Linked DNA regions of Homo sapiens: region 2 is linked to region 1. The links are chromatin contacts, found by Hi-C or POLR2A ChIA-PET in ENCODE. All regions are on one chromosome and are shown on one strand. Each heading gives the region's core, a stretch centred on a gene start or an enhancer-like site at or near the end of the contact. The rest is flanking DNA. Distances are from core to core; before and after follow the strand shown.

Evidence for each region. A loop is a pair of places that touch in the nucleus more often than their neighbours do. ChIA-PET counts read pairs that join two places held with the same protein, here RNA polymerase II (POLR2A). Pooled maps may share reads with other maps.
Region 2: POLR2A ChIA-PET joins it to region 1 with 17 read pairs in MCF 10A. The contact joins the promoter of MIR205HG here to the promoter of LINC01696 in region 1. A Hi-C loop is called at or near these places in 4 of 168 maps with a recorded cell type or tissue (Caco-2, IMR-90, MCF 10A and 1 more), 1 of 37 single-sample maps with no recorded cell type and 8 of 50 pooled maps. POLR2A ChIA-PET finds 5 or more read pairs at or near these places in 3 of 52 experiments (MCF 10A, PC-9 and RWPE1).

Annotation. Positions count from the first base shown.
Region 1 is chr1:209,323,302-209,329,948 of GRCh38, reverse strand. It overlaps LINC01696 (long intergenic non-protein coding RNA 1696), which reads right to left and starts at 4,493. Exons shown (of 3, transcript NR_135085.1): 1 at 4,369-4,493; 2 at 2,477-2,601; 3 at 1,417-1,658.
Region 2 is chr1:209,425,202-209,431,446 of GRCh38, reverse strand. MIR205HG (MIR205 host gene) reads right to left here and starts at 2,627. Exons shown (of 4, transcript NR_145437.1): 1 at 2,359-2,627; 2 at 2,039-2,266; 3 at 971-1,022. RefSeq lists an enhancer at 2,706-3,629.

The sequences.
Region 1 (6,647 bases), core at 3,244-5,743:
CATAAAAATGGATCTGTAGATAATGCTTCCCTCCATTCTCTTCACTTGGAGAATCATACAATACAGGAGTATATTAAGATCTCTGAGAACCCTGGCAGAAAACAAACAAACAAACCAACCTGATTAACACTGTTTAACCCAGCATCTCCTAAACATAATTGACTGGAGAACCTCCTCTTCCCCCTTTTGTTTTTCTATTGTAGGGGAGAAGTGATATATTTACCTTACCCATTTAGGTTCATGGCTGAGACCGCTATAATAAAAGGCAGGTTAACAAGAGAAAAGCATACAAATATATTTAAGTTTTACCTAACATGAGAGCCTTCAGAAATGAAGACCCAAAGAAACAGAAAAGATTGTGTTTTTATGCACAGTGGTGCAGAAGTATGATTGGAGGACAAAGGAATATTACTAATGGTAATAATTTGGGGGAAACTTAGCAAGGCCTATTTGTTCAGATTCTTTTTTTAAAAAAAAATCCAAATGAGACAGGGTATTGCTTTGTCACCCAGGCTGGTGTGCAGTGGCTCAAACATGGCTCAATGCAGCCTTGACCTCCTGGGCTCAAGAGATCCTTCTGCCTCAGCCTCCCAAATAGCTGTAATCACAGGCATGTGCCACCATGCCTGGTTAGCTTTTTAATTTTTTTTGTAAAGATGGAGTCTTGCCATGTTGCCTAGGCTGATCTTAAGCTCCTGAGCTCATGTCATTCTCCCACCTTGACCTCCCAAAATACTGAGATTACAGGTTTGAGCCACTGCGCATGGCCTTGTTCATGTTTTTCTCTGTGTCCCTGTGTCTTCATTCCTTTTCTCTGGGTACAGGGAGGACTCCTCTGGAATGAGGGTCTTATGCCCTACCCTAGAGAAAAGTCAGAGAATTATTTTATGGCCCACTTCAGGGGAGAATGGCAAAGGTCCTGCTTCTGTTGTTTTCTTAAATGCCAAGGTGCCATGTTTTGGAGTAGCATGTTCTGAACTGCATGATTATAACATCCTTTAATATTCTAAGAAATTAGGTTTTCTTAGAATACATTTTCACAAATGTTATTCTAGCAACAAAATCCATCTACAGAGTGGCATGTGTGCTCATTGCATGTTTTATCTGTGGCATAATTTTAGATTGCAAGCCCCCACCTATGTTGGTTAATTCTGCTTCACATGGAAGAGACAGCCATTGGGCCAGCCCTGAACAAAGATCCCTGTCACCAAGATCCACTGCTCCTGCTGTGGTCAGGCAAAGAGAAGGGTAAGAATCTACTCTGTGAACTCAGAGAGGTCTGGGTCTGGGTGTTTTGAGCACTGTATCTGAAGAGGTATAAAGATGATATAAAATTATGTCAAACCACTGGAAACAAATAGAGTGAAATTACATAATGTGCCAAGGGAGCAAGAACAAATGGGGTGACCAGAATCATATGTATGCAGCGGTTTAATAAATATTTTTGATGGTGACATGATGATGATTAAACATAGAGCAGCTCAGATACATAGGATCCCAAGAGGGTAGAGTGGGACTCTGACACTGAGATCACCGACTGTGAGCTTGCTCTTGTTGTGGAATTAGCTCTTGCTCCCTGCCTTTTGGCAGCTCTTGCAGCAGCCGTGCTTCCTCTCCCTGTGGTCGCAGAAGGAGCAGGAAGGCAATGTGCAGAACATCTGCTTAATGGAAGAAATGGAACACTCTGATTTTGCCCATTATTTTGAAGATGAATTTTAAAAGGGAAGTTAAATTAATTAAATGCAATCAGACTTGCTACTTTCCTTACAGATCAGGTATTTACTTTTGTAAGTCACTGGGCCCTGAATATTTACAGCCTGCCTTTTCTATTCATGTGTACGTGAAAGGCAGTGTGCATGGTGGTTCCAAGTGATTGTGGAGTCAGAAACTTATGTTTGCATCCAGCTCTGTCAGTTACTTGCCATAATTGAACTAGTAATTGACTAGCCAAGTCCCTTTTTTAAGCCTCAGTGTACTTGGTTATAAAATAGAGCTAACATCCTCCTCATAATACTAATATGAGGATTACATTAAAATACTGCATATAAAGTACTTAGTACACTTCCAGGCACATAGTCAGTACTCAATACATAGTAGCTTTCATTAATAGTTCATATGCTATCTCCCTACTAAACTGTCCCTTGAGGGCGTAGGCTCCATGTACTTAATCTTTGTAACCTAAGGCATGGAGCCTTGAACACAGTATACAGCAATCAATTATTAATTGGTAACCTAAGATTATGCCACCATAGCTTAAGGGAAAATATGGGCAATTATTCATTTAACCTGGAAAATTCAGTCTCCCAAGTGAAATTTTGTTATGGTTTAATTTGGTTATGCCCTAATTAACATCTAAATAATGGCCACATCTATTATTCCTGAAGACTGGTATTGGCATGTTTGCTCCCTATTGCATACAAACAGATCCATTTATTTGCTTCGTAATCTAGAATCTGCTTTCCCGTCCTTTGCCTACATGTCTTGCGGGGTGCAGATGACAGTCAAGTCTTCCTCAAGTGGGCAGAGTGTTTCAGGTTGACCGCCATATTTACTGAACTGCTGAACCACTTGCTCCTCACTTCTCTGTCAATGGTGTGCTGGCTGGAATGCAACAATGACAAGCTCAAAAGTCAGTTCATCACCCGGACAGTTGCATGCATTCACAAAACAGACAACACATAGGAAAACACATCTAGATGACAGACCGCATTTTTCACTGCCCAGCTGGACTTCTGCATGTCACATAAAGAGGGGCCTTGGGGACTTGCAAGATGACAATCTATGCTATTGCTGATATGCCCAGCCCACAGGGGCGTGGCAGGGGAGGCGAGTGGCAGGAACCAAGCCTTCTTGGGAGTGCCATGGGTTCTTCTGCCTGCCAATTGCGATGGCGATGTGGCGGAGCCACCCCCACCCAGCAAGGCTTAATGACCGCATGCTGACTTAAAAACGTAGTCCCAGGGAAGGCATTAACATTCTGAGCTCAGCTGTGTCATCTCAGTTGCCATAGCAATGCTGAGAAATATATTTTGTGTCCAATGGTTATTTCTCCACACTAATGAAATGGACATTTTTCTTCAGTGAATTGAATCAAAACTAATTGAGTAGTAATCAGCACAGACCCTGAAGTTCAGGGGAATGTAATCTGACTAGTCTGACTAGCGCTTTGTGGAAATGCAGAAACCGTTAACTATCTTCAAATGAGATTTTTTTAAATTAATGGAATCTTAGCAACCTATTGCAGGCTGGTGTGTGTTATCATACAAAAAATTCGTCATTTGTTTAGCGCTGGGAGGGGAAATTTATTTTCAATTAATTCAAGTGCTGATAACATTCTATGGCTTGTTGTGTCCTCTCCTCCAATAAATAGCCCAAACTGATTGATGTGTGCTTCTAGATGGACTTTAAAAAAAAAAAATATATATATATATATACACACATACACGCACACATATATATAATATATATAATTCATAATTTGGATTCTCAGATGTTTTCAGAAAAGAGTGTTTTTTGCTGAGACCAACTGTTCCTGAAGCTCATTGAGCAATGGAGATGAAAAAGTGATTTTTAAAAACTATATCTTATTGCTTAATCTGTTCAATGTCAAATATCACTGTGATGGAAGAAACTACACAGAGATGGCTGGAAGCCATATGGAGTCGTCATTTTTGTCCTCGGATATATCTACAAATTCATCCTTGATTAATCTTACAGTTCCTTTTGCTTTCATTTGGATCATGAGTATAAACAAAAATACAAGTACAAGCTAGTTCCCTAAGTATTAACACTCCCCTTCTGTTATAAGTAGATCTTCATCTCCTTTGAATATGAGCCTAATTCACAGCAAAGAGACATTTGGTTACATGCAAATATGAGTGAGTTCCTGGGATAGACTGGAAAGTTTCCCCTAAATCTTTAAGACAGCTGGCTTGTCAGGTGTAGTTCAATAGTGGGTTGGGGGTGGCTAAATGAGTTCCTAATTTCAGATGTCCTGCTTCTCTTATTTATGGAGTTCGCTGAGAAGTGTCTGAGCTCTCTTTGCCCTCTGACTCTGTTGTGTCACCAGGCCTTGGGAAAGTAAGAGTGTCCATTCTTCTTCCCCTCTGCTATCCAGCATGGGGCTGGATCTACAGGGAGCAGGTTCCTGAGCCTGGCATGAGCAGCCTCAGTAAGACTGTGTGTGATCTTAGCGGCAAGAGCACAACCAGGTTAAGGCAGGTGGGGTTTGAGAAAACCACACCCCAATATTTGGCAAATGAATAAACAGATGAATCATTTTCCTAGGACTCAGAGTCTAAAGCTTCCAACCAGCACTAAATTCACATTAAAAATTGATTGTGCCATAATTTTTAAGTACAGCCAGACCTGATGGCGTATGTTAGCATTTCCTTGAGGTGAGATAAAGCTGTGTGGAGTCAGTCTCTCAGCTGATTGGCAGGACAAGGTGGGGAGGAGGAAGCCAACAGGGAGAGGGAGCAGGCACTCCTCTTCTCCGCAGACATCTACCTTTTTTATAGCCTTTGGGTCTCAATGTGGGAGAAGACACAGTCTTCTATTGCCATGGCAACATAAGTGCATCACAGTGGGATTAAGGGGTTGAAAGGCAAGAAACACCAAGCTTGGAGGAGTTGGGGCAATTGAGAGAGGATGGACTTTTGCTAGAAATAAACACAATAAGGTGGCAGGGCAATAGAAGAGAGTGGATTTATGGTTTATGACATTCCTAAAATATCTTTATTTAATAATGAAAACTTCATTATCCGGGCCTGGGTTGAAGTGTTGCTGTGGGCCCTCTGAGGATCCCAGCAAAGATCTTTCATCTTGACAGAAGTTCTAAATCACAACATTAGTGTTCTAACCGAGAGGCTGTTATTGCCTATTTGGTCTGTCCAGGGAAATGAGACACACATTGCTGGAGAGTGGGTTATTGAAATCTAGTAGCTTGGAATATTAAAAATGGGGGCTGGGTTGGGGGGAGGTCTCTTTCCCCATGAGCTAGGGATAAATTAAGTGATAAACCTGGGATGTTTACTAAAGTTTCATTATTTTTCAGGAAAAAAAAACCCTAATTCATCTTTATTATGGCCAAAGCCATTATTATGTTTCACACCATTAAGAAACAAACATAAGGAGATCCCTAAAGCTAATTTTCAGACCAACTATATGAACCTATTATGCCTTTATTTTCATCCCAGGTACCTCTGACTCCTTCTCAGTTATGCAGCCTGACCTCCAAAAAAAAGTGTTTGGTCTTCAGATTTTTCAAAGACAATTAGGTCTAACTGGCTCCCGGTGTTTGACTAATGATCAGAACAGATAGCTCTCCAGATCACAGTTCAATTTCTACTCCTTCTGGCAGGGCAAGAAAATGGCCTACCTGTGCTGGTGGAATCAGAAGAGGGCCAAGTGAGCAGAGAGCTTTGCAGTCTTTTCTTCCCTTTGCTTTCTCAATTCTTCCTCCTTATCTTCCCACCTCCCACTAATACAAACACATCCATTTTCATTTTCTGTTGGCTGTCTCTAAGGCCAGTCTCACAAAAGGGAAGGCAGTTGCCTAAGTGGTTTAATAACAACAATTAAAAAGTAGGTTTAATATGTGCTAGACACTTTGTTAAATGCTTTCAATGAATTATCTCATTTAAGCTTTACACCCATTTTATGAGGTTGGTACTACTATTAACCCCACTTTCAGTTGAGGAAGCTGGAGTCAAAGAGATTAAGCAACTGGACCAAGACAACACAGTTAATATATTGCAGCACTGGGTATTGAACTCAAGCCTTTTCATTAAAAAGCCCAGACATACTGCTCTTAATCCCTCTACTGTATTGTCTCCCATATATTGTAGTGCTAAAAGTTTCCTCCTGCCCAGTTACCCTGTATCCCCACCCTAATCCTGTCAAGGCTTGCTTTAAGATGAACTCAATACCAGCCATTCCTCTGCCTTAAGAAGGAGGGTGGCGACCCCTGGTAAAATGGAAATGTATTCCCTGGGGATAGAGTAGCAAGTTTGCTGCCTAACCTTGGTCAATGATGACACATCACCTGTTGAGTGTGGCTAGTATTACACAACAGTTTAGTTCTGCTAGAAATACTAAATGAGAGTGCTTAAAATGCCATTTTAAGTTATGGTACCACATATCCTTACATGTAAGTTATCATTATAATTATCTGGAATGATTTTTACCAGTCAATATGTAACTGTAGATAACTTTATTAATTAGCAGATAGCAGGGTCCTAAGTGATTACAAAATGGGTCAGTTCAGTGTTCCTGCAGAAAGAGATCATGAAAGGCCCTCAGTCTGGGGCACAGCTTGGGAGAGCAGGCCAGAGAGAAGGATTTCGGAAGACATCCTGGCAAGCAGAGAAATGGGCACTAGAAGTGTGTGTGTGTGTGTGTGTGTGTGTGTGCCTGCACATGTGTACTCCTGCACAAGATAGGCATGGACTATGGACGGGAAGGGGGTAGAGGGTAAGGAGAAGAAAGGTGGTGGCCTCTGACAGCAGAAAAAGGCAACACTGAGAACAAAACTTTCCTTCTTTATTTAGGTGAGGCCCTAGATATCTGATCTAGTGGTTTCCAAAACTGGCCAAGGTTCAGAAGAAAGACTTAAGAATATTCCTGTGTGCTACTCAAGACCAATT
Region 2 (6,245 bases), core at 1,378-3,877, 100 kb before region 1:
GAAGGACAGCCTCCAATGGCCCCACATCCTCCCCAAGATGTGCCTGGAAAATGATTCAACTATTTCTTTGTTGGTCATGAGGATGGAGGATTTAGGGAGGAAGAAAGCAAGCTAACCTGGCTTTCATAGACTGAGTCAAATAGGAAGGACGCAAAGTATCTAAGAGTTTTCTGCTCTGTCTTAAAAGAAATGCCCATCAACCCTTTGCGTGCTGTTGCTGCTCTGGCCTCTTCCTTGTTGTGTTCAGACATGCCCATGGCTCAGTGCAAGCCCCATAAAAGGCTGTTCTCAGCACCAACATGCAGGCTGGATGGGTTGGGGCAGATGCACCTTGTTGTTTGAAATACTTTCTTCCTGGGGCTTGTTCTGACCCGAAGCAGGGAGGCAGTTTCTCGTATGTGGCTCCTCCCCACGCATCTAGCCTTCTGGGCATTGGGTCTCTCTGAAAAAGGCCCTTAAGCAAGGGCTTGAGGTTTCTAGCTAGTGCTGAGAAGGAGTCACACTCTCCTTGGTCTGAATGTAAAGACTCTTTGCCAGGGTGAACACGGGGCTTGTTGGCAGGCAGAGATCTGGGTAGTGAGGGGAAGAAGACTGGTTCATCTTCTCCTGCTCTGCCTTCTTGATAAACACTCACAGTTCTCAATAATGAGAGGAAAATGCACCCTGCTTGTGAATTATCTGGACCAGATCCTCCTCCTGCACCGCCTTTGACCCATTCCCAGTCAAAGGGAAGAAAGAGGCCAGTCTGTTGGCTGTAATAAATAAATGATGGCCTGGGATGGTAGGAGGAAATGATGCCAGGAAGGCAAGATTCTTTGCCTTCTCTTTAGATTTCTGCTTAACTCCAAGAGCAAAAGGGGCAGTCAATTCTTCTCCCTCCAGACCCTCGGCACCCCGCTCTTCCCCTCCCAACATGTACAGTCCACTAGATTATTAAAGTCCTCACTCTGGAGTGTGCAGAGAGCCTCACCCTCATGTGGGGTCCGTACCCTCCAAGATGGGTACTTGAGAGATGACAGTGTCTGCAAAAAGCAAATGGGAGGTGGCATTAATGTCAGAGAGCCCCAGAAAGGTGAGTTCTTTCCTTATCACTCTCCCCTTGCTTTACAGACCTGTAGCTGCTACAGGCAGAGACAAAAAACCATGAGTCACAACCTGTATCAGGAGACTTGACCTGCTCTGGACTCCTTGTTCAAGATTCTTCTGCCCACTATGCCTTTGCCAACTGAATCCCCCAGTGGCCTTCACCATGGTTACATGGGTCTAGAGCCAAGCACATGCACGATCAGAGAACAAACCATGCATGGGCTCGCTACAGGGTAAGTCCATCCAGTGACCACTTTCTTCCCCCCAGCTGCCCTCAGGATTACGTCCCAAGTGTCTTCATAACATTAAAACCAACTTGAACATGAGACTCAAAGAATGAAACCACGTCCTAAATTTTCCAGTACAGGTGCACCCTGCACCCCAGGACTGAAAAACCAGCCAAATCTCTGTTCTTCTAGTTGAGTAAATCTCCACAAAACCAGACAGAGCTACAATCTTGGTGCTTAAACTGCTCAGCACCCACCTTATCACACCAATTCCTATTATCAGCAGAATTTACTGCCTGGGATCCCTGGAAATCCTTGAGAAAACACCAAAGTGGCTGAGGATTGGTTTAAAATGCAGCAGGTTCAGCTATTTTAGCCTTGGAGGAAGTTGATAATTGACTTGCAGTGAATATGGCATTTTCCAGTCTCCTCTTCCTGCCCAATGAGCCCCCTGATCTAGCCACTCATCTTTGTTTTTCCAAAGTTCCCCAAATCCACAGATTTCAGACTCACCTTTAAGTACGAGTACCTGTGCCTTGAGACATCAGGACCTAGCTTTGAGTTTGCTTCAAAATAAGAATTTTTTTTTTTTGTCATAAGATAATGCAGAACAGAGAGATGGCTACAGCCATGCAGATGAGAAGAAGAAAAGAAATTTCAAATCTTGGATGTTTCTTTTGCCCCTAAGGCTTGAGGACAGGGAACAAAAAATGAGAAACACTTACCCTATATAAAGCACCCAGTTCAGCAGGCCTGTGCGGAACAGAAATGACTCCTGAGGAAAGGTGGGGGCCGGTCCTGAATAGTTGATTTCTCTCTTTAATGAAAAAGAACATGAGGCCGGATGCGGTGGCTCACGCCTGTGATCCCAACACTTTGGGAGGCCGAGGCAGGTGGATTGCTTAAGCTCAGGAGTTCAAGACCAGTCTGGGCAACATGGTGAAACCCCGCCTCTACAAAAAAATACAAAAAATTAGTCAGGCGTGGTGGTGTGCGCTTGTAGTCCCAGCTACTTGAGGGGCTGAGGCAGGAGAATCGCTTGAACCTGGGAGGTTGAGGCTGCAGTGAGCCCAAGATTGAGCCACTGCACTCCTGCCCGGGCGACAAAGTGAGACCCTGTCAGAAAAAAAAAAAAAGTAAGCAGAGGAAAGTGGAATTGAAGGAGAGGGAGTAAAGGTAGCTGGAAAAGAGAGAGTTTGGAGTATGGTTGAGAATTGAGCTGAATTTTTAGAATAGAGATTAGTAACAGACAATAAAAGAGAAACTGGTTTTTCCAAGTCAAGGGTGAGCAAGAGGGACTCAGCCCATTTCAAGGAGGTGGTACTAGTTTCACTCTTTATTTATGCACCTCTCAGCAAAGCTTCAGGTTACCTGCTGAACTCAACCAATGGAGAAAGGGCCTGGCAGCTGGTCCCACCTCTCAGAACCCACACCCCTGGGGGACCATGAATGGAGAGGTCTTTCTGCAGGCTACCCGTACTTTCTCATTGTTGTGTGAACACCAGAAAAGGGAAGTGAGGTCTTTGTCATCCCAGAGTTGGAGAGACACTGCAGGTTATCTGAGCCTTGCACCTGAAGCCTTAGTCCTCCCAGAGACCTACCTAATCGGGGAGAGGGGAATGCTAAGATTTTATCTTGTCCTAAGGAAGCTGAGTGTTTGTGTGTGTGTGTGTGTGTGTGCGCGCGTGTGTGTGCGCGCTTGCTTGCTTGAGCTTTTAGCCTGACCTGAGTTGCTGTCTCTACACAATGCACTTCGGGAATCCAGCAGAGATAGGCCAGTCCATCCAGGCAGAGCTGTAGAAAGAGGCCGGAGGGTCACAGTCGAGGCCCAGCCAGAGGCTTATCCTGGCATTTAGTACAGAGTAAGTCTGCTGCTCCCCTTGTGAGAAGCAAGTGTTTCTTTTATAATCCGAAAGGCTTTGTGACCTGCTTCCCTTTCATGTCTGGGGGTGGGGAAAAGACCACACTGCGAGGGGAAATTAAGGAAAGAGAAGGCAAGCTCATTAGTAACTTTAAAGAGGGCGGTCTATAAACTTGATTATTTTACCCCACCCCCGCTTCCATGCGCAACTTGGGCTCCGCCTCCTGCCCCTCCCCTATCTCTCGGCCCATCTTGCCAGCTTCCCCCTCCCTCGTTCCCCCTTCCAAGTGCACACCTGGAGGGCAAGGGAAGTTGAAGTCTCCTCAAATGTGCCACATTTCACCCAGGATCCTGGCCTGCTTTCCATTTGTTCTCCAGGTAAATCTAGTGTGCAGCGAAGGCAGATTCCTCTATTCTCCAGCGGAAGGGAGGGAACTGAAGAATCCAATCTATAGGACCTCTTAGTGCAGTCCTGTCCCACAGCCCTTCATGGAACTGAATCATGCCTGCCCAAAATCTCCCTAGAAATCAGCTAATCTAAACTTCTTACCGCATAGACTGGGGAACAGAAGTTTTGAAAGGTGAATTTCTGTCTTGCACAGCCAGTGCAGAGTCAAGATTCTAATCTACCTGGATCTCCCAAACCCCATTTAAAAGCCCTTTAAAACAAACCCTACACGTTGTTTTCCCCGGTTCTGGCGGACCTGAAGCTTGTCTGAACTATTCTGGATTCTTCCTGGGAGAAGAAAAGCCTCCACTGGTGAAGAAGAAAAACCAATACAGACCAATAGGAGGAGGGCAGGGAGATCTTCCACGTGATAGCTTCCTTAAGCACCGGACTCCTCCCCTAAACCGTGGAGCTCATGGCTTCCCTGCTGACTGGACCCAGTTTGCCTACACTGAGCCTCAGCTCTCCCATTTCCCAAAAAGTAATGCAGGCAGAGAAGCGAATTGTTCCTGGCCACAGTGATACACCCACATTGTGTGCTGAAGACTCTGGGCCCCCTTCTGACCTTTCCCTGCTCCCTCTCTCCCTCTTCCTTCCAGAATAGCATTCATTCATTCATTCACTTACTCACTCTCCCCATCACGTATCATTCCATGAGCATCGACTCTGTGCCAGGTGAGTGAGAGGCTGCGTTTACCCCCTAGGAGCTCCCAGCCTAGATGGACATCTACAAGAAGAGGCAAAAACATAGGCCAATGAGGAAAAACATGATGAATATCCCCCACAAAGGGAACTGCCGCATTTGTCTGTGAGATTCAGGGAAGGCTCTACAGACAGAGTGACATATTGGAACTGAATCTGAAAAAATGATGGCGGGCTGAGTGTGATGAAGACCTGCGAAAATTCAGGCCTTGAGGGAGGAGCTCTCACATGTTCAGAGCAGCCTGGGGTGCCGGGGACTGGAGAGCGCAGCCATCTTGTGATGGGCCTGTGGATTTCATTCACAGGTCAGGAAGCTCCGGAAGTCTCGAGACAGGGAATGAATGGACCAGAACTGTTTTTCAGAAGCCAGTTAGGACTGGAGGCAGAGCAACTGACTGCTGAGGAATATGACTGCCCCCAAAATATAGGGGAGAGGAGGGTAAGGAGGAGTGCCTAGGGCAGACGATATCAATAGTCCTGCTGGTCATATTCTGTCCCCTTGAGGGTTCATCTTTGACCTCTAAATTTGTTCAGAAAAATGGGATAAACCTATAGATTTATTGATTCTATATCCATCCAATACAGTAAAGAAAGACGACCTGCCCAAAATTATTATTATATTTTCTTCCCTTCAACTTCAGTCACCACAGCCCAGGAGGATGCTCTGTGGACTGACTGGACACTGGTTGGTGTGGAAGGTCTAGAGGGTGGGGGAAGCATATCTGGGTGGCTCTGCTGGAAGTTTCTTCTTCCAGCCCCTCAGCCTGGCTCTTTGTTCCAGAGTCAGCTTGTGAGGCAAAAGCCTTGATGTCCCTCTTCCCCTAGGTTTCTAGTTCCGTGTCTCTGAGAGGCATTCCGCAGAGTCATCCAGGGTGGTGCTGTGCTTGCCTGAGTGTGTCTGGGGTACAGGAGATGGAGATGGGGAGTGGAACAGCGTAGTGTGGTTGGAAGGGGAGGATACAGGGCTTCCTTCCGTCTCCACTGAAGAGTAGCCATGGTAACCGTGGTTTACTCACTTTGGCTGATCTTGGGCCTCACCTTTTGTTTTCATGCACTGTATGCCCCCTTGATCCTCATTTCTCCTCCCCCTCAACTACCCCAGCCAGAGTTCCTCTACTGTTAGAAGTTCTTGGTCCTCACATGCATTTCTGGCTCCTGAAAAGACTCTGCCATTCTCTCTGCTCAAATTTCCAGCCCCAAAACTAACTGCCACATCTTCAGTTTTTGAAGAAAAAGATAAAAGACCTGAAATTCTCCAAAGTGTTTTAACACGTGGTTAGCATTAGAGTTAGGTATGGGTCTCTCTGACTAAATTCTGCTTATAAGCTCATCTAACTTTGCAGCTTCCCCTCCATGCCTAGCACTGTGCCTGAGGTCTTCAATAAAGGTCTGTTGAATCAACCGCGGTTATTTCTATAGGGGAAGAACACCAAAAGATAAGCTACCTAGGTTCCACTGCACAACATTTGGAGTGGACTGGACTCTTGGGGGTGAAACAGTAAGGACAGTGTGTTGTAGGGAAGCAGTGTGTTCCCAGGAAGCTGCTGGGGACATCAGGGTCCATGACCATAATGGGGATGGCCCTTGGGGTGCCTGTAGACTGGAACTTCATCACCAGCCTTCTCCTGATCCAGGTTTACAGCTTTGTTACATGTATTGAGGAGCTGGGAGGACCTCTCCCTGAGACATTTCTTGGTTAGGATCCAGAACTGGGAAGTATGCATGCTACTCTTTCAGCCACTGGTCAGGGTCTACACAAATGTAGAGTGGGGGAAGATGTGATTTGACAGCACTTATAAATAGAAAAAAAAAACGGCCGGGTGTGGTGGTTCACTCCTGTAATCCCAGCACTTTGGGAGGTCCAGGTGGGTGGATCAAGAGGTCAGGAGTTCAACACCAGTCTGACCAAGATGGTGAAACC